Regions from separate parts of the Homo sapiens genome. Here regions 1 and 2 are each linked to region 3. Evidence: chromatin loops called from intact Hi-C (ENCODE). Cell type or tissue: gastrocnemius medialis. All regions are shown on one strand. Each heading gives the region's core, and the rest is flanking DNA. Links, peaks and the distances in the headings are about the cores only.

The links. A loop is a pair of places that touch in the nucleus more often than their neighbours do. Peaks named below come from ENCODE experiments on the same cell type or tissue, not always from the same donor. Only the 100,000 strongest peaks of a DNase experiment are listed, where the experiment ranks them.
Region 1: it touches region 3 in a loop (4-fold over the local background); 5 of 110 quality-filtered maps call a loop at or near these places.
Region 2: a loop joins it to region 3, with 7 times the contacts of the local background. A loop is called at or near these places in 13 of 110 quality-filtered maps.

The regions. Positions count from the first base shown.
Region 1 is chr2:16,636,478-16,642,752 of GRCh38, reverse strand. The region is part of intron 1 of CYRIA (CYFIP related Rac1 interactor A); the gene reads left to right. Among named protein-coding and RNA genes, the nearest start is that of CYRIA, 26 kb to the left of the region's middle. In gastrocnemius medialis, for the core only: a CTCF peak has its summit at 3,106; no DNase peak of the experiment used is centred there; H3K27ac peaks cover 2,608 bases.
Region 2 is chr2:16,653,639-16,659,913 of GRCh38, reverse strand. All of the region lies in intron 1 of CYRIA (CYFIP related Rac1 interactor A), which reads left to right. Among named protein-coding and RNA genes, the nearest start is that of CYRIA, 9.1 kb to the left of the region's middle. In gastrocnemius medialis, for the core only: no CTCF peak of the experiment used is centred there; a DNase peak (open chromatin) is centred at 3,003; H3K4me3 peaks cover 647 bases; H3K27ac peaks cover 5,000 bases.
Region 3 is chr2:16,726,131-16,732,405 of GRCh38, reverse strand. No RefSeq gene overlaps it. Among named protein-coding and RNA genes, the nearest start is that of CYRIA, 63 kb to the right of the region's middle. In gastrocnemius medialis, for the core only: no CTCF peak of the experiment used is centred there; a DNase peak (open chromatin) is centred at 3,525; H3K27ac peaks cover 1,077 bases.

The sequences.
Region 1 (6,275 bases), core at 854-5,853, 90 kb after region 3:
AAAGGGCAGTGGAACTGACAGATTTGAGGACAAGCTAGGAGGCCAATGTGATGGACCTGATAGAACAAAGGAAGAAGAGTAGCTGTGGATGAGGTCGGCAAGGTCCTGGGGGTCCACCCTGAGTCTGATGAAGGGTGCTGCTGGAGAGCGTGTTCTAGCGGAGGGTCCCAGTGGGACTCACATTTTAGTGGCATCACTCTGGCCACTCTATGGCAAGAAAACAACAGGGTGTCAGGGGTGGAACTGGGGGACCCTGGCGGCAGCGTGTTCTTGATGGACTAGTATGGAAGGTATGCAGGGACGCTGGATATATTTTCAAGGTAAAGGCAAAAGAATTTTCTGAAAGATTGAATTTGGGGCGTGAAATAAAGAGGAGGCTCAGATGACTCACTGTTTTTGTCCTAGCAACTAGAAGGATGGAATTGTCATTAGCTGACATGAGAAATAATGTGGGTAGAGCAGGATTGGGAGGAAAGAGGAAGAGTTCTGTTTTGGGCCACGCTGAGTTTGAGTTAGGCATTGGAGTGTAGCTTCTGAGTAGACTGCTGGTTATTGCTGGCAAGGGAGAGGTCAAAGCTGGAAATATAAATATGGTATTTATCAAAATAGAGATGATATTTGAAGGTGTGAAACTAAGGCAAGATCACCAAAGGAGTGAGTCCTGATAAAGTAGAGAGGCTGAAGGGCCAAGTCCTGGGAAGTGCCAATATTAAGAATTTAGAAAAAGAGAAAGAGGCAACCAAAGAGACTGAAAAGGAGCACACATTGACTAGAAGGAAAATTAAGAGACCCTGACCTCCTAGAGATCAAGTAAATAAAGTCTTTCTAAAAGGGATGATAACTCAATTGTGTCAATTATTGCTAATGGGTTTAATAAAGATGAAGAGAGAGTTGACCATTGGCTTCAGCATCGTGGAGATCACCATGTCCTCTGCTCTCACCCCCAGCCCACCCAGCCTGCCTCCTTTGCATGCCATCATGGCATGATCTGCTTATGTTGCTGCATCTCCTGCAAAACATTTTTCTGTCTGCCATCCTGCAGGCACGCTCACTTGTGTGCTTATGCAACATTGGTGAGCACCTCCCATGTGCTAGATGGAATGAGTATGCAAAGTTAAACTTGGTATTTTTCTACCCTCAGATGTCTTACAGCCTAAGGAGAAAAGCAAGGTGTCTAGAATCTGTTACAGCAAAAGAAAGGGATTGAGGGATAGTAAAATTATGAGAGTTCAGAGGACAAAGAAATTTTCTCTGGGAGTCAAGGTTGAGTCCATGGCTGAAGTGGCCTTTAAATTCGGCCTTGAATGCTGGATAGGATTTAGAATTAAACAAATGGAGGAGAAAGAAGAATATTTTAGAAAAAGGGGCATATAGGAGTAAGGGCATGCAGGTGGGAAGGCTGGAAAGGGGACCCTGGGCTGAAGGCGTGGCATACGGAGGAGAAGGAAGAGCGGAGAATGAGGCTAGGATTTGGGCCAGGGACTCAATGAAGAGGGCCTTAGAAAATAGAAGCTGGGCTTTATTTCTTAGTCAGTGGAGGAATCATTAAAGGTTTTTGAGCCATAGAGTGATGCAATAATAGCCGTGCTGCTTTGGGAAGAGTCATCTGGCTGTGTGTGCAGAACTGTCCAGGAGAAAGATAATAAGGGCCTAAATTAGGGCAACAGAAGTGGGAGCAGAGGAGGGGGCGGATGTGAGGCACTGTAGGATCAGAGTTCACGGGCTCAGCACTCCAGAGGGATAGGCACATGGTGTGGATCTGGGTCCCTGGGCCCTCCCTGAGAAACTCGTCAGCCTTTTGAGGTCAGTGGCCTCGGCTGTCCCTTGTGCTTGTCATCCCCACCCCCACCCCATCCTCTTCCAAGCCCATGTGTGCTCAAGCTTCACCTCGTTAATGAAATGAAGCTGCTTATTTTTGGAACTCTGTGATTAACATAGTTTCTGTGTTTAGGAAACAAAAGAACCCTGTGCATTTCAGGACTCTCTACCTGCACTGTGTCCACCTAAAAAGGTGAGAGCTGACGCATCCAGGTCATCTCTGGCCTCCAATCTCTGATCTTCTGTTGCACCTGATCTGATCCAGTGCCTGCAGCATCACCAGTAATTTTGAGCAAAAGCAGCTCTGGAGGCCCAGAGAGGGCGATACACAGTGCCACCCAACCAGCAGCACCAGAGGAAAGGCCAAGCAACCAGATGGGGCTCTCCACTCTGCCTCCATAAATCTAGGCAGGCTGCCTGCCCATTTTCCCTAGAAAACCAGCCTAGTCGCTTGGCCAATTGTGCCAGAAGATGGAAGCCCTCTCAATGCCTTGTGGTTCTCCCAGTCCCCAGCCAGGGCCAGCTGGGGCATGGCAGGCTATGGCCCCCAATGGTATCATCACTGATTTCAGGAGGCTAGAACCCTAGCGCTGTGGGGGAGGGGCTGGCCTGCTGCCAGTCCCAGCATCCCAATTCCTATGGCAGTGCAGGGGGAAGAGCCTCTGTGGGGGCGAGGCTGGCTTCCTCCTGAATCTGCCCATAAAAGGATAAAAGTGCTGCTATCTAGTCGGCATTGGTAGGATTGCTGATGATAAATTTTTTAAAAGTGTGGATTTTTCCCCCTTTTTGCAAGGATGTGTGTGTGTGCGTGCAGGCGCATGCATGCGGGTGTGCCTGCATTCACACAGTTTGCAGCCTGTATGTGCTAACAGATGGATTCAGCCTCATCTTTTATCCGGTGTTACAGAAGATAAAACTGAAACTGGATGATATGCTGCCTCTTCAATTTAAAAGATAAAAAATAAAATAAAAAAGCTCTTAAAGGGAAGCCCTTATGGTGGAAAAGAGTGGTCCAAAATATTGTCAGGCTTTACTCAAAAGGCAAAGAACAGCAGAGCCATTCGAAAGTAATTTTTCTCCCTCCTCCCTCTCTGACTTATCCAAAATATATCATCTATGTGTCAGAAGTAGGGCAAGCTTTAAGGCTATTATGAATTATATATCAAGGGATATCATTTCCCAGGAGTCTTGAACAAATGCCCAATGGTTTAAATTTTACAGACACGCTCTTCCCCCCAGTGGCAGCAATTTCTGTCACTGCAGTCTTCCTGAGATGGAATGGGAAAGTGTTTTGCAAAATGCACAATGGGACGTTATGCTAATAAAGGTAATTGTGCAGTGGTTGGAAACCATTCCTTCCTGAAAGAGGCTTTTATCCTCCACAGACTGCCCCACACTGCAGGTACTTAGGCAGCAGGCTGCTTCCACTGGTCTTGCCTTCTTTTAGCTGGAGTCAAATACATCCAGGGTGAGGGCAGATTGAAAGAGGGAAACTGAAATCAACTGGGCATTTCTGTGCCCATCGTGTAAGACAAAGACCTTGCCATTTCATCTGAATATCAGATATTCTTTGCCTATCTATTTATTATTCTCTAAGATTCAGGAAGAGCTTTGTGAAAGTCATTCTTTTATCTAAAATTGGAAACATACATTCATTGGCGAAATAAGAAAGGTGGGTTTGAGGGTCTTGGTATTTTGCTTCCTTACCGCTATTGGATGGATCAGAAAGTTAGCCCAGAACATGGGAGACGAGGACGAGCGATTACCAGAGTGCATTGCTGGGCAGGGCCTTCCAGACAGTAACAGCGACAGCTGCAGGAAGTGGCTTTCTCCGCTCCATGCTTCATACTCTCCCTCCCAATTTATTCTTTTGAAGTGGATATTTTAAAGTTCTGAGATTTTCTGTATGCAGCCTTGAGAGAATCCAGATATAATTATTTATGTAAGTTTGTCGTTTTCTTAATCTTTAATAATTATTTATTAATTATCTCACTTTATTCTTATAACACTTTTGAGATATGGAGGGCACATCATGTTTTTCCCATTTTAGAGAGAAAATAATTGAAGGCTTGGTGAAGTCACTTGAGTAAGGGCACTACTGCCAGAGTAGTGATATTACATAGATACAGATATAGATCTACACACACAACACTCCACACTCACACGATATAAAATACAAACCTGACAATAGCACCCTGTCTCTGCAAAATAATAAAAGGTAAAACCCTACGTTCAAAATGCAGATTCCTTTACAAGTATTTGCTAGGCCCTCTGTGGTCCGCCCAGCCCCTGCCTCATGTGCGGTGCAAGCCTCCCTCCCAGTCCAACCCATCAATTTCTTATGCTCCAGCCACACCCCTTCATGCAGAGTTCCTCACATGAGGAGGTTTGTCACTTGTTCATTTTCAAGGCCCGTGCTCTGTGCCTGAACACCCTATTCCTACTTCACATCCTCACAGCATCCCTTAGTGGTGCATGGAATTCACACTCTGATTAGGCCCCAGCCCCTCCAGGAAGCTTTTCCCGGCCAGATCCCATCACACAGGTGGAGTCCGGTGCCCACCACGGATGCTTCCACACCAGCCTGTGCAACTGCCACACTGTACTTAATCGTCATTTCCTGTGTTTATATTTCCTGGAAGCTTACGGGCTGTTAGCAAACAAGATGGAGGTACCATACCTTGTTCTCTGAATCTTCATCCCCAGGGGTGGAAGAAATTCAGGAAACCAGTAACAGCCTGCAGGGTGGGCTCCAGTGAGATTCCTTCTCCTTCTTACTGCTCCTCTGTCTGAATGAACCTCAAAGGCTTTACCTAACAGGTAGGCTTCGGTAACTGTGTGCTATTCAGGTGTGTGGCTCCTTCCAAACCCCAAGATGAGGTCACAACTGCCACCCCACCCATCACCCCCCGTTACCCAGGCCCTCAGCACCACACTTAGCAGACATGTTAATGAAACATACTGATTTCCAGGGTCTGTGGCATCTGATTGGTCCCTAAGTGGACACAGTCCCTGGTGAAGGACACAGAGTTCAGGATCAGACACCCTTCTGCCATTGACTGGCTGTGTGATGTCAGAAAATTCACCTGAGCACTCTGGACCTTTGTCTCTGCATCAGTAAAATGAGAGTGGTAGATGCTACTTGAAGCTATTTTGTTAATGAGAGATTATTTTGTATAATGAAAGGTACATAAATCATATGCATAAGTATTTGCCATTATTAGCATAAAAAAATTCAAGTTTGCAATCCAATATATTAGGGGTTTGTTAATTAATAATATGTGGCAAAATTATTTTGTCATTACTGAAGAAGTCATTGGCTTAGTCAGTTCAGGATACTGTAACAGATTACATAGACTGGAGTACTTAAATAACAGAAATACATTTCTCACGGTTCTGGAGGCTGTGAAGTCCAAGATCAAGATGTGGGCAGACCTGGTGTCTGGTGAGGGCTGGCTTCCTGGCTTGCAGATGGCTGTTTCCTCATTGCATCCTCATATGGTGAAGAGAGAAAAACATCATCTCTGTTGTGTCTCTTTTGAGAAGGCCACTAATCTTATTCACAAAGCTCCATCCTCATGACCTGATTCTTCCCAAAGAATCTTCCCTCACCTCCAAATACCATTACATTGGGAATTTAGGCTCCAACCTATGAATTTAGGGGGATACAAACACTCAGTCCCTAGAAGTCATCTTGTTGCTGCTTTAGATATTACAACTTTTAAGTTAAAAAGAAAAGAGTTTGATGAGCACTGCAATCAAAGAAATCCATTAGCTGTTTGGCCAAACAGATTTCTTTATCTCACTCAGCCTGGGCATCACAAGATCCACTGTGCTGGGATGTGGATGTGAGGAATGAATGACAGAGGAGTGATGAAAGGGGCCAAACTCAGCCCAGGAGATAGCCAGCTCCTGGTGTGTGGGGGTTTTGGAAATTTCTTTTCTATTTTTTGTTGTTTGAAATGGGGTCTTGCTCTGTCACCCAGGCTGGAGTACAGAGGCATGATCATGGCTCACTGCAGCCTCAACTTCCCAGGCTCAGGTGATTCTGCCACCTCAGCCTTCCTAGTAGCTGGAACTACAGGCGCATGCCACCATGCCCAGCTAATGTTTTGTATTTCTTTCTTATTTTTTTTTTTGGCAAGGGGTTGGGGGAGAGATAGGATCTTACTACGTTGCCCAGGCAGGGGTAATTTCTTTCCCTGAAGTTGTCCTACTTCCAACCTGTGGCCCTAGGTCCCAGATGGATTGTAACCAGCTTGTCCGGAGTTCTGAGTAAGCCTTGCAGAGGGAGTGTAGAGACCTCAACAAAAACATTTTCTCTGAATAGATAGGTGACTCAGCACTGGACACCAAGAAAGCTGCATTTAGCTGAAAGTCAGTAAGAAACTCGGGACCGGGCCTGGGGCAGTTGGCCTCCTATCCTGGACCATGAGCTCCTCATTCACAAAGCAAGG
Region 2 (6,275 bases), core at 385-5,384, 72 kb after region 3:
CCCATATTCCAGAGCCTTCACCACAGTGAATGCAGAAGAAGGTTGACCTCACAGATGCCTTGGTTACTGCAATGTGCTCTTCTGTTTTAAGTTAATGTTGCTTTTTAAAAATCATTATTTGGTTTGATGATTCCTGAGTTTCAAAATTAAATGCACAATCATTTTTCGATCATGAGGAACAATGAGTGACAAGCTCTTATCCCAACACTCTTCAAGTTCTCTCATTCGCATTGGCAACCAGATGCAGGCCTTTCCAGCCACGGTGATGAGGCTGGCTCCCAGTCACCTCATGTGAGAAGCTTCATGCTGTGGTTGGGGCAAGAGCAAGTGGAGAGTCCAAGAAGACCCGGGGTCTTGTAGTCACGCTGCCCACTTACAAGCAGCCTGGGCTTTGACAAGCTGTCGATCTCCTGAGTCTTGTGTTCCTACTGAGCCATGTAGGGTATTGTCAGCAGGACAATGATAAACATTTTGTACCCACTTTTAGCAATCTTCTGAAGAACGTTTGAAACAGATATTATCCCCATTTTATGGATGGGCGAATGGAAGTCCAGAGGTGTTAAGGAATTTGCAGAATGTCACCTCATTAGAAAAGTGGCATAGCTGGTATCTGAAACCACATCTGTGTGCCTTCAAAGCCTGATCTCTCTGTATCACCCACACTATAAACAAGAGCTGTGCATATGTGAGGAGCATGGAGTTAATTAGCATGTGTCTTGGGTAGAACACTCATCTCAAAGAGCTGGTGAGTTTCTGCTAGCCAGAGGAGCCTCCATACCTTAGAACTGAATGAAATATAGCTTGTGTTTCAAGTGCTTCCCTGTGACTGGTGTGTCTGTGTTTGGCTGACGTCCTTCAGGGTGTCCTTTGCTCAGCCCACCTCCACGGAGGATGCCACACAGAAATAATGAGCTGAGCCTGCACTGAGTGCAGTATATGGCCTTGTTGAGCTGTGGATCGCTCCCAGTTGAGGCAGGTGGTATCCAACTTACTTCTCAGGCCCTTCCTTGGTACAGCTTGCAGTCATGGGAAGGAACACAAGATAACTATGTTCTCAGCTTACAGAGTGACAGGCATGCATGCTGATGAACACCCCTGCTCTTTCTCCTCTATTCCACAGAAACTGGGGGATTAGATAGCTAGGTAGATGGATGGAATGAAGAGAAAAGAAAAGGAAGAGAAAAGGAAGGGTGGAAGGAAAAGAAAAGAAAAAAAGGAAAGGAAAGAAAGGGAAAGACAGGAAAAGAGGAAGAAAGAGAAACTGAGACCAGTGGCTTTTCCAAGGCTGAGACAAGAACTCAGCTACCACAGCTCTCTGAAATCCAGACAAGTGACATCTGCTCCTTGAAGTTCTGGAGCAAGTGTTTGGAAGCAAACAGACCTGGGTTGGATGGAATCTTGGCCCTTTCCTTGGGCAAATTCCTTAAGCTTGCTAAGTTTTCCAGTTTGTGAACTAAAGTTAATAATGTTTGTGTCTCAGGAATATTGTGAGGAATATGTGAATTAAATATACATCCATCTTCCTTCTGGCCTGACCTTTGAATAAAATTTGTTTGTAAAGTTTTTGCTACGTCCTCTAGGTTCCTCTTTATTTGTTTCTCTGGGTGGGAAATGACGTGAAACTTGTCCTTTCTCTGACAACACATTCCTGAATTGTCCCTGAAAAAGCCCCACATAGTCAACCCCTCTAGACTTCTGTTTCTAGCTTTCGAGCTTTCAATTTATGCCTGAAGTGAACCTAGCCACATTATTTCCTAGATTGTAACAAGGATAATGATTCTCATCAGCATCAAGCACTGTACATGCACTATATGATCAATCTCCTTATCCTAAGTCTTTTTCTTATTTTTTAAACATGTATTTTTTTTCTGGAGTCTTGCAGTTTTAAATCCAGGTCCTTGAATACCTTCAGAATTAATAAATGGGGTCATAAGCTATTTTTTGACACATACACATTCGCTTATTTTTAAGTCCAAAATCCAAAAAGCTCTGAAAATGGGAAGTTTATTTCATCATGCATTTGAAAGCAAAAGCTGGCCCAGAGACTCTATAACTTTTATGTATTACACTCAAGATGAATGAGGTTTTCAGCAGAAAGATAAGTGTCCCAGACCCTGCTGGGCATGTATGTAATACATGGCTTATGCACTCTTTACCTTTCTAAAAGACATTTCTGAATTTGGAAGCACATCTGAGCAAAGAGTCTCAAAGAAGGTTTTGTGGATCTTGCAGAAAGCCTAAAAGAACTGACTGTGTCGGCAAAGTCCAGATGACACAAGTGAATATCCTACCTTTGGATATTAGAGGGTATGGTGACATGGCCCATCTCATGCTTATCAAAAGCATTAGTGGCCATTTTTATATTTTCTCAATTAACTGAATTAAATGACCATGCTTGGCACAAAAACAAAACAACAGCCAAAAAAAAAAAAACAACAAAAAACATCAAAAAACATGGGCTCTCAAATTTCACTGGGACAAAGTCATTTTAAAAAAAATTTCCTGAGAAGTAAAAATAAGCTGGGAATTTTTTATTGAGTGTGGCTTATAATTAAGTTTTGGTTTTGGCCTTGGAGGGGGATGGCAGAGGGAATTTTTAAATCTTACTCATCATTTTGCCCATGTGAGGAAGAGCCAGGGCTGAAAGAGTGAGCATGGGGAAGTGAAAAGCCTCAGCCGAGCGTGAGAACATTTTGGTTCTTATTTTGGGTCTGTTCTTTGGTTGTAAAGTGAGCTTGAGCTTGTCACTTCTCTTCCTTGGCCCCTAGGAACTGAGTTTCTAAGTAAATGACTTCTTCCTTTGTCTCTCTGAGAATTAAGACATGGAGGCTAGGACGTCAAAAGAGGAGGAGAGTGGGAAGCACTGAGCTGTCTGTCTGGCTGTACTGGTAACTTCTGCCAGCCCCAGGCTGACCTCTGGAGGGATGTAGAAAGTTTCCCTGTGCTCTCTGCTGGGTTCCCTCTCGGGTCTTCCTTTACTTCTTCCACAGCTCTAGTGTTTCTGTGCCTTTGGCTGGTTGCCTCAGATGTATTTTGGCCCTGGTGACTCGACTGCCATTCACGCCACTGACGCTCACGAGGTCTCACTGGCTGCTTGACCAAGCATGGCCATTGGCAGTGGCCCTAATGGCAACGGCCATTCCAGCAATTGCTCTGCATTTCTCTCCTGTTTTCTCTTTCTTTATGTCTTTGTCTTTTGAGTTTATTATTAATGCATCATAATTCTGACATTTTCCAGATCAAAAGATTAACATTTCTTTCAGAATCTGATGATGTTTAAAAATCAGCAGCTCCTCCTCTCTGAGGACCCACTGTGTCCTTCTGGAGGAGGGTCTCACCCACTCACAACCAGTGATAGCCATGTAGCTTCCACCACGGAGGAGTGACCTTAACTTCCAGGATCCTGAAGGCCTTTGGTTTGCATAGACTATTGGAGCCACTAGGGAGCTGTAAATATGGTTCACATCAGCGCACATGGAGAATAGGGTGCCTCTGGGGATGGCTGGCCCTTAGAAACTAGAGAGGCCTGGACTTGTGAGTGTATAAGTATGATGTGTGTGGTTTGAATGGATGTGTGTGGTTGGAATATATGTGTGTTTATGTGTGGCTTGTGAGTGGGTGTGTGGGTGTGGATATGTGGATGTGTATAGCTGTGTGTGTATAGGTATGTGTGAGTGTGGGTATGTGTGTGTGCAGTTTGTGAGTGGGTGTGTGGGGGTGAATATGTGGATGTGTACAGGTGTATGTGTAAGCGTGTACATGTGCATTGGGGGAATCCTTTTCATTCCAAGGAAGAGCTGCAGAGGGCAGGAATCTGCCAGGCACTCTCTGGACAAGGCTCTGCCCTGGCCTTTGTGTAGCTCACAGGTGGAACTGACTACTCAGATGCCCCTGCAAGCCAAGGGACCTTTTGTCTTTCAAGGACCGGTAACCACCAAGAAAGGCAATTCTGACATTAACTGGCAGAAAGCAACTGAATTACATTTCTTAGGGAGAAATATCCAATTCTGCTGCTTCAGAAACATAGAACCCTGTAAATCTTATGCTACACATTTTTAAAACACCCAAATCATTTGCATATGCGACTTTAGAAATAAAAATAAGTGAAAGAAAAACCCAATTCAGGTTTAAAAAAAAAAGACCAAGAATGCATTCAATTTTATGTAATAGTCAGTTGGGGAAAGTAGGAAAAAGATTATGAAAGAGAAAAGAAAGGGAGGGAGCAGGAGAAGCTGTGCTGCAGCTGTCTGAGCCCCTGCGTGATCAGGCCGTGCTCCAGTTGCCGCACATTTACAACTCCTTCAGGTTCAAGTTCTTTAGGGTCAAGCCCAAGCAGGGCTTAGCAGAGTTGAGACACTGGATGTGAGGGAGAACGAACAGAAGAGAATGTGAAATATTGTTGCAGTTTTGCTTACCAAACTGCGGAGGATCAGGAAGACCATGTGGGCAGTGGAGTGAGCACTGTCCAAGGAGTCCCCTGGGTATAAGCCTAGCTCTGCCACTGACCTTCTGCCTAACTTGTTGTAAGCCTCCTCCCCTCCCTGAGCCTCAGTTCCTCCATTTTTAACAAGTATGTTTGACTAGATGAAGTCTAAAGCCATTCCTGGGTTGGTGAGGCAAGCCCACACACTAGGCCCCACACCCCAAGCCCAGAGGCATTCTCAAGATGGAAGAGGAGATTGTTCAGCTCTGGCCTGCAATTACTGAAGCAAAGAGCCCTCTTCCCCATGGGTCTGAATTGGGGTTTCCTCTTTCATCACTTGGGGCGAGCGAGTGAGCTTGTACGGGTGTGGATGGAGTGCTAAGTGCATATCTCCTGTTTTTTCTCCCTTTAAAACATCTGTGTGTCAAGGCCTCGTCCCTCTTTCTCCCTTTCACACTACATGCTCAACCTGCTAGTAAGGTCATAGGTTGTGTAAATTTATCTGTTAAACCTCAGATTCAGGAAATAGATTGAGTAGCTCATAGAAACTAAAATAGCTACAGTGTGATCACTATTTGTGGTATATGAATGTGAGTTATTTTTTTCTAACCAGTGACTTATAGCTTGCCCAGTCCAGTCATGACCCTTAATTTTTCATAGTATTCCCAAATTTTTAATTATGTTAACAACAGTGAATTATGCTATTCAGTATACATTTAGCACCTATTAATTCTAACTATTTGGATAGTATTTTTGTATACATTTTTTCATCCCACAGACACCTTCTAAGGTGATATTTTCATTTCTTTTTTAAAGATAAAGACAATGAAGCTAAGAAGGTTTTTTTTAAAATTTGCTTTAAGACATAGGACTGAAAAGGGCTGAAAATGGGGCACCAGGATTTGGTTGAAGTCGGCCTGGCTCTAAAACTTCTACACGTTTCCATACCACACAGCTCGCACTGCTTCCAGGCCACAATTTTATTTTTTTTTAAAGAAAATAAAATCCTTTTTCCTGCCATGACTGGAGTCTCTTAAGCCTCAGAAAATATGATCATAGCTTGATTTCTTTGCCTTTTTCCAGAATGGAGTCCCATGGCACGCCCTACCTTAATGTAAATTTCATGCAAATAGTATATGGTATTTCTACTTAACAAACTTTGACCATGTATTCCCAAAGTGCCAGACAGTTTTCTGGATACTTCCAGATGTGTCATTCGATGGAAGAAGAAGTTGTGCTTTTTATTTTATAGAGAGCAAAACCAAGACTCGGAGAGATGCAAACATTTTGGCTTGCTTGGTGAATCAGTGATTCACAGGCTGCAGTTTTATAGAGCGCTTGGGGTTTTGCCTTGCCCTGGAACAGAAACACTCCTTGTTGAACCAGGAGATCAAGCTGACCCACCAGCTCCCACCTCACAGGGCTGGGCTTCCCCAGTATCTGTCTGCTGGTCATAACTCAATCTGCTGGCTGTGGAGAAAGGCAACTTCCTCTTGTCTCTTCCCATGTTGTTTCAGCCTGCCCCACTACTGGCTCAGTTTAGCTCACCCAAAGTCCATTTTCAGTTTCATGGCTCATCATAGACTTGCAAATACTATGCGTTAGCTTCGTATTACAGAAGAGAAAATGGTAATGTGATTTACGCAGGATCACACATGAGCTACATCCTGTTTTCAAAATGCCCTTTCTTTGCCTGGACAGACCCTTTGAGATTCGCTTCTGGTGTAACATTCGCCATAAACCTTCCCCAGGTCCCCGTCAAATTCATCCGTCCATCTGTCCATCTACTTATTCAACAGATACTTATTGAGCACCTACAATGAGTTGTGCACTTCTCTGGGTCTGTTTCTGG
Region 3 (6,275 bases), core at 815-5,814:
AAGAACTAAAGAGCATGAGCTCACAATTAAAACTCACTCAACAGAAAAGGAGAAATGTCCCTAGCAGAGGTGGTGTAAATCATATAGGATTACAAGGGAAAAGGCTGCAGGTATTTCAATTATAAGGAAGAGAATATGAAGCAAATATCTATAATGTTTCTAGAAATATAAAATGGAATCAAAAGTATAATGAAGAAATAAGATGCTAAAATTGATCTGACAGATGTAAAATAGAAAAAATAAACAAATATAAATTCCAGAGCTAAAGTAAAAGTGTATATGTGTTTTAAAAATGGCTACATTTAATTACCAATTTTATTGGAGATAAAATTTATGACCTGGAGGATTCATCTGAAAAAAATTATCCAGAATGTACCCCCCCACCAAAAAATAGAAAGACACAAGTAAAGAGACATGAACAATAAACTGAGAAGGTATTAATATGTCTAATTAGAATCACCAGAGGAGAAAGAAGAAAGACTGAAGTCAAATCACTGCTTTAAGAAAAAAGGAAGAGGTACAATAATTTCAGAAGGAAAGTTGAAGACTACAAATGGAATAGTAAACAAAGAAAATGTTAAAAATGTGAGTAAATGTAAAAATATCTATTGCATTAAACTATTATAATATGTTTAGTAAATTCATACACCTAAATAAACAAGAAAGAGCCAAAATTCAGGACAACATTAGCAAATTATTTAGAATTGAGATGATCAGAGTTAATGTGTCATAAAATTTTCATACTGTTTAGAAGAAGTTAAAGATACTGACCAAGTTCAGAATTTAACTTGTGCGTGTGTGTGTGTGTGTGTGTGTGTGTGTGTGTGTGTATGTAACTTCCACAATAGTTGAAGAAAATTAAAGTATGAAAGAGAGATATAAATCAATCCAAAAGAAGTCAAGAAAGAAAAAAGATAGGGCGTGGTGGCTCACACCTGTAATCCCAACACTTTGGAATGCCAAGGAGGGTGGATTGCTTGAGGCCAGGAGTTCGAGACCAGCATGGCCAACGTGGCAAAACCCTGTCTCTACTAAAAATACAAAAATTAGCTGGGCATGGTGGTGGGCACCTGTAATCCCAGCTACTCAGGAGGCTGAGGCAGGAGAATCACTTGAACTGGGGAGGTGCAGGTTGCAGTGAGCTGAGGTCATGCCACTGTACTCCAGCCTAGGTGACAGAGAGAGACTCCATCTAAAAAAAAAAGAAAAGAAGAAGAATGAAAGAATAAAGGAAAGACAAAAAACTTGGAAACTACAAATGGTAGTAAAGGAAGGATAAATTGGTATAATGGCTTTTGAAAACAATTTTGCATTGCCTAAAGGAATGAAATTTGCATTTTTGACACAACACTGTCATTTCTAAGTATATAGTTTAAAAACTATATTTTTAACTTGCAATCTACACTAAGAGAAATGTTCAAAAATGTTTATGAGAATTTCTTACAAGAACAAAAAATAATACTCTATCATCAGGAGAATGGATACATAAATTGTGATGATTTATACAGTGGAACCCTATATAACAACGAAGGAACTCATGGACATTGGTCTTACGCATCATCATGGATGGATCTCGAAGATATAACGTTGAGTGAAAAAAGCAAATCAGAAGAATACGAATTGTAAGTCATTTGATTCAATGTACAGAAAGTTTAAATATAGGTAAAACTGTAATGTGTTGTTTACATATGATTGCAAATGTGGTCAAATTCTACAGAAATAAAAAAGATAATTCAAAAATTCAGGAACGTGGTGATCTGAATTTTTTCCCTAGGGAGGGGAAGGGAATGGGTCAGAGAAAGGCACACAATGTTTTCAAAAAGTTGACAATCAAGCCAGGTGGTAGGTATCTGGGTGTTCATTTTATTATTATTCATTAAAGTATATGGCTATATTACGCACACTCATTTGTAAGTTTTTAAATGCTTCTAAAAAATAATAGAGAGAATAGGAGAAAAATGAATGCCAGTAGTGCCAAAAAAAAAAAAAAATGATGGTAATCTCATCCTTACAGCAGCAAAGTAGTGTTTCAGTTTCCCAGAGGACAAGATGCCTTTTTTTTGAAGAATGAATGGAAGATCTCTAGATCAAGGGGATGCCTGCTCAGAGGCAATTCAGAGCATGGACAGTGGAAAAGCACAAGTGACTGTGTCTGTCTGAGGCGTGGGGTACACTGGGGGCCTGGCAGAGGCAAGGCTAGAAAGTGAGGCAGGCGCCGGAGCTGGTTTAGAGCCTTGTTCATGCTCATGTCACGATCAGGAAGGCATTTAGCTGACTTGGAATTTCCTCTCGGTGATGGCCTGAGATATCATATTTTATGTGGGTGACAGGGATGAGATTCATTTTAAGTGAAGCACACATAAATCTCTATTCTGAACGGCCTTGCAGCACTCTCTTGCTGGAGGATGGGATGTGAGCCTCAACCTAGAGGCAATGGGAAGAGTCTCTTGGGTAGGAAGGAGATGAATGCCTCAATAGACACACACTGCCAGCATTTCAGCAAAAACAAGTGTATGAAACCATTTTCTCTATGGTTGGAAAATTATCATCATCATGAGTATATTAAACTTTTTTACTTAAAATGTGTTTTTGGCTATTAAGTGCAGTATATTTTTTGATGTTTAAAATTCAGACAGAGAAATTGTGGCCAAGGAAATTGTCAGGTATCATTCACAGTAATTAGAAACCAGAATTCCTGCAAACAGTTAAAACCCAGGACTCCCGAAAGCTTAAAAAGTGATGATGAACTTAGAAAATGAAAGTCAAGAACTGTTGAGTACAAACATTCGGGTTGACCCTCTCTGCACTGTGAAGTTGCAGGCAGAGAGGCAGAACTTTCATTCTGTGATCACTGGTGCTTGTCAGATATGGAGTCCACGTCATATGATGACTTCAAGAAGGAAGAAGAAATGGGTCCAATGAGAAAGGAAGATGAGGAGAGAGCACGCCATGACATAGTCTTTCTAGTGGAAAATGACTAACACTAATTTCTTCAAGCGTCTAAGTCATCAACTGCCTTTCAGAGAGCCTGAGACACTGTGCAGGGAATATGCAGGCTAGTGCCTTTGAAAGCAAATTTCTCCAATTTACCAGTTGTCCCAAACCATGATCACTTCTCATCTGACATCTTATTACCTCATTCTATAGACAAAGAAAGATGCAGTGCCCATTTATTTTTCTTCTAGACATTCTGCCCAGGAATCATATTCACTTGTGTTCAAACTAAAGATGCTCTGGGCTAAATTTCTCTCCTTAGTTTGGGCTACAGGTGGTCTCAGATCTATTTGGGCTTTGATGTTTATAGCTCTTTTATGTTATGAGAAAGGTGGCTACATATGCCAAAAGTCTCTCCCCTGCAATAATGTAGAACCAGTATTTAGTTTTGCATTGTTCTACAGTGTTTCCTCAGATGTAGCAGAGTGAAACAGTGACTCTTAAAATAGATCATCAACTCAGAGAGAAACCTGATGAGACATAGTCAAGAAGGATGAAATGATGCCCAGACAACTGGCGGAGTACTACGTGCAGAACAATCCCGTGCTCTGCAGTAAGTAAACATGCAGGAAACAGACCCCTCTGTTGCCTTTAACGTTGCAAAATCATGACAGGAGAAAACATGCTTCTTAACCTGTTTTCTTAAGTTTAAGAAAAACAAACAAAACCTGATGTTTTATGGAAAAGTTACCTTGATGCTCACAGAGAGTATTGGCAGTGTTATTACACACTTACAAGGTATGAAACTCATAGGAATTGTGGTTTTGGTTTTTCTTGTTTTATTTTCCCTATTTCATAAGAAAAAATGATCAAAACAGAAGTACTTTGAGAAGATGAAACACAGTCAGCTGAGTTGTTGAAATGCCCCCAAATTCTTACATAAGGATGGAGATGTATGTCTCAGCCTCTCATGCTGGCCATTGTAATGGGAAAAGCATTTGAGAGTCAGTGAACAGCTGGCTGCTTAATTACAAGAAAATTGTTATTGGGACAGCTACAGAATACACAAAGCTGAGATTCTGGGTCTTTTTACACAAAATATTTTCTTATATAAACACTACTATTTGTATTATCTTGAACATTAATTTAATGTTAAAATTATTCCTAAGAAGGTGTGTTAGTCCATTTTCACACTTCTGTAAAAATACTACCTGGGACTGGGTAATGTATAAACAAAGGAGGTTTAATTGACTCACAGTTCTGCATGGCTGGGGAGGCCTCAGGAAACTTACAGTTATGGCAGAAGAGAAAGCAGGCACCTTCTTCACAAGGCGGCAGGAGAGTAAGTGAGGGGGAGAAGCACCAGACACTTATCAAACAACCAGATCTCATGAGAACTCACTCACTATCACGAGAACAGCATGAGAGAAACCACCCCCATAATTCAATCACCTCCCACCAGGTCCCTCCCTTGACATGTGGGAATTGCAGTTTGAGATGAGATTTAGACACAGAGCCAAACCATATCAGGAGGATAGGATGTATGAAGCATTCTTAGGAAATATATTCCACACTCCTCTTTATGTTGGTAAAAATACTTTCCTATATTCCTCATACCCATGTCAATCTCCTGACTTGTGTTCTCTCCTAGGATTTATTTGTGGTATCTCTTGTGCTTTTAGATATTTAAGCAGAATTGCTTTCTCCATAATGTCTTGGTCCCAATCACACTAATCATATGTGGTCACTCTATTTTCACCTTCATATATATTTCACAGTCTTTCTTTTGGAAAAAAAAAATCCTATCTTCTGGGCAATTCTTATCCCTAGCCCAACAATCCTAATCATAGTTCGGCTTTCTGGCAGCGTGTGGCCTTTTCCTTGGCAATGTTGATATGAAGCAATTCCAAAACAAGCAAATCCTAGTAAGCCTCTGTTTTCCCAGAAAATAGCATGGCACACTCAACAACTCGTGGGTGTTTTTGCATCCTCGAAAGTTCAGCTGACAACCTTCATTGTCTTCTGCTGTCTTGGAAATTGAAAGGTCACCTTAAAGTAGAGGCAGCTTTCCCTGTGTCACCCAATGAGTTAGAAGAACTCTTGACTCCCAGCTCTTGCCACACAGTGGTGCTAAGATCATGGGTATTTGACTAGGTTTCTGTTGGGTATTGGGCCAGGGAATTTTGACTCCATTTTCTCTGGTTACATCAAATCCCGATATTCAGTGATCCACTATCTGGGTTTTTGTCACTCGTGGCTCCCTTCCTTCCCTTGCTGCCAGCAACTCTATGTCCTCCATTCTGAACAAACATCACATATGTGTGCACAGGAGAGTGCTTGCACACACACACACACACATTGTCATCATCATCATTGTCATCATCTCCACACCTCCCACCCCTTTGACCCTGTTACTTTCCTCCTCAAATATCAAGGAAAGCACCCAACAGGTGAGAAGGGCTTCTCAGTGTACCTTTTCTGCAGTTAATTGCCTCCTATCCTCTCTCTGACATTCAATGCGCCATTGAGTTCAACCAATATCTGCTGGAAACTGTGTTAGGCCTTAAGAATACATATTTGAACAGAATATTGGCCTTACCTTCTACTTGTTCACTGTCCAGTAGGGAAGGCAATCGTGAAAATAAATAATTGAAAACGAAACATGATTAATAAGAGAACTGAAAGATTATGTGACTCTTCTGAAGTCACAAGGCCAGTGACTAAGAAAAAATGACTAGAACCCAGGTTTTTTGTATCCTAGCTAGGGACTTTAGCAAAGTTTTGCAGAAAAAAATACACATTAGTTTTAATGATAATGAAGCAAAAGTGACTTAGCGAAAAAAATTGAATTGCCCATATGTGTGTGAAGAGCTTTAAAATGCTGCAAGGAATAGACAGGAATAAAGACGGAGTAGAAAGGTGAAGAGGAGGAAAAGGAGGAAGAGGAGAATGAGAAGGAGGAGGAAGAGAAGAGGAAAAAGACTTTAAAAAAATAGAATAATATATGTTCTCATATTCCATTTTAAGAAGGTGGATACCAAACAGTATCTTGCCAATGACTGTTGGCAATTACAGTGCTTGCCAATTACTATTGCTCTAAGCCTCGGAAAGAGTCTCTGAAGTCATCTGGGGTGAGTGTAACTTCCGGAAGAGAGTTGGGAAATGTAGAGCATGAGAGATCAGGCACTGGGCCTCTCCAGAATAATAGTTTCTTTTGGATTTTCCACTCATGGAAAGTGGACTCCTTCCAGAAGAATCAGAAGAGGCAAGGGCTAGGTATTTGTTGGAGTGTCCCCCACCCAGCTCCAACAGAAGAAATATTGAACCAATCCCCAAAGGCA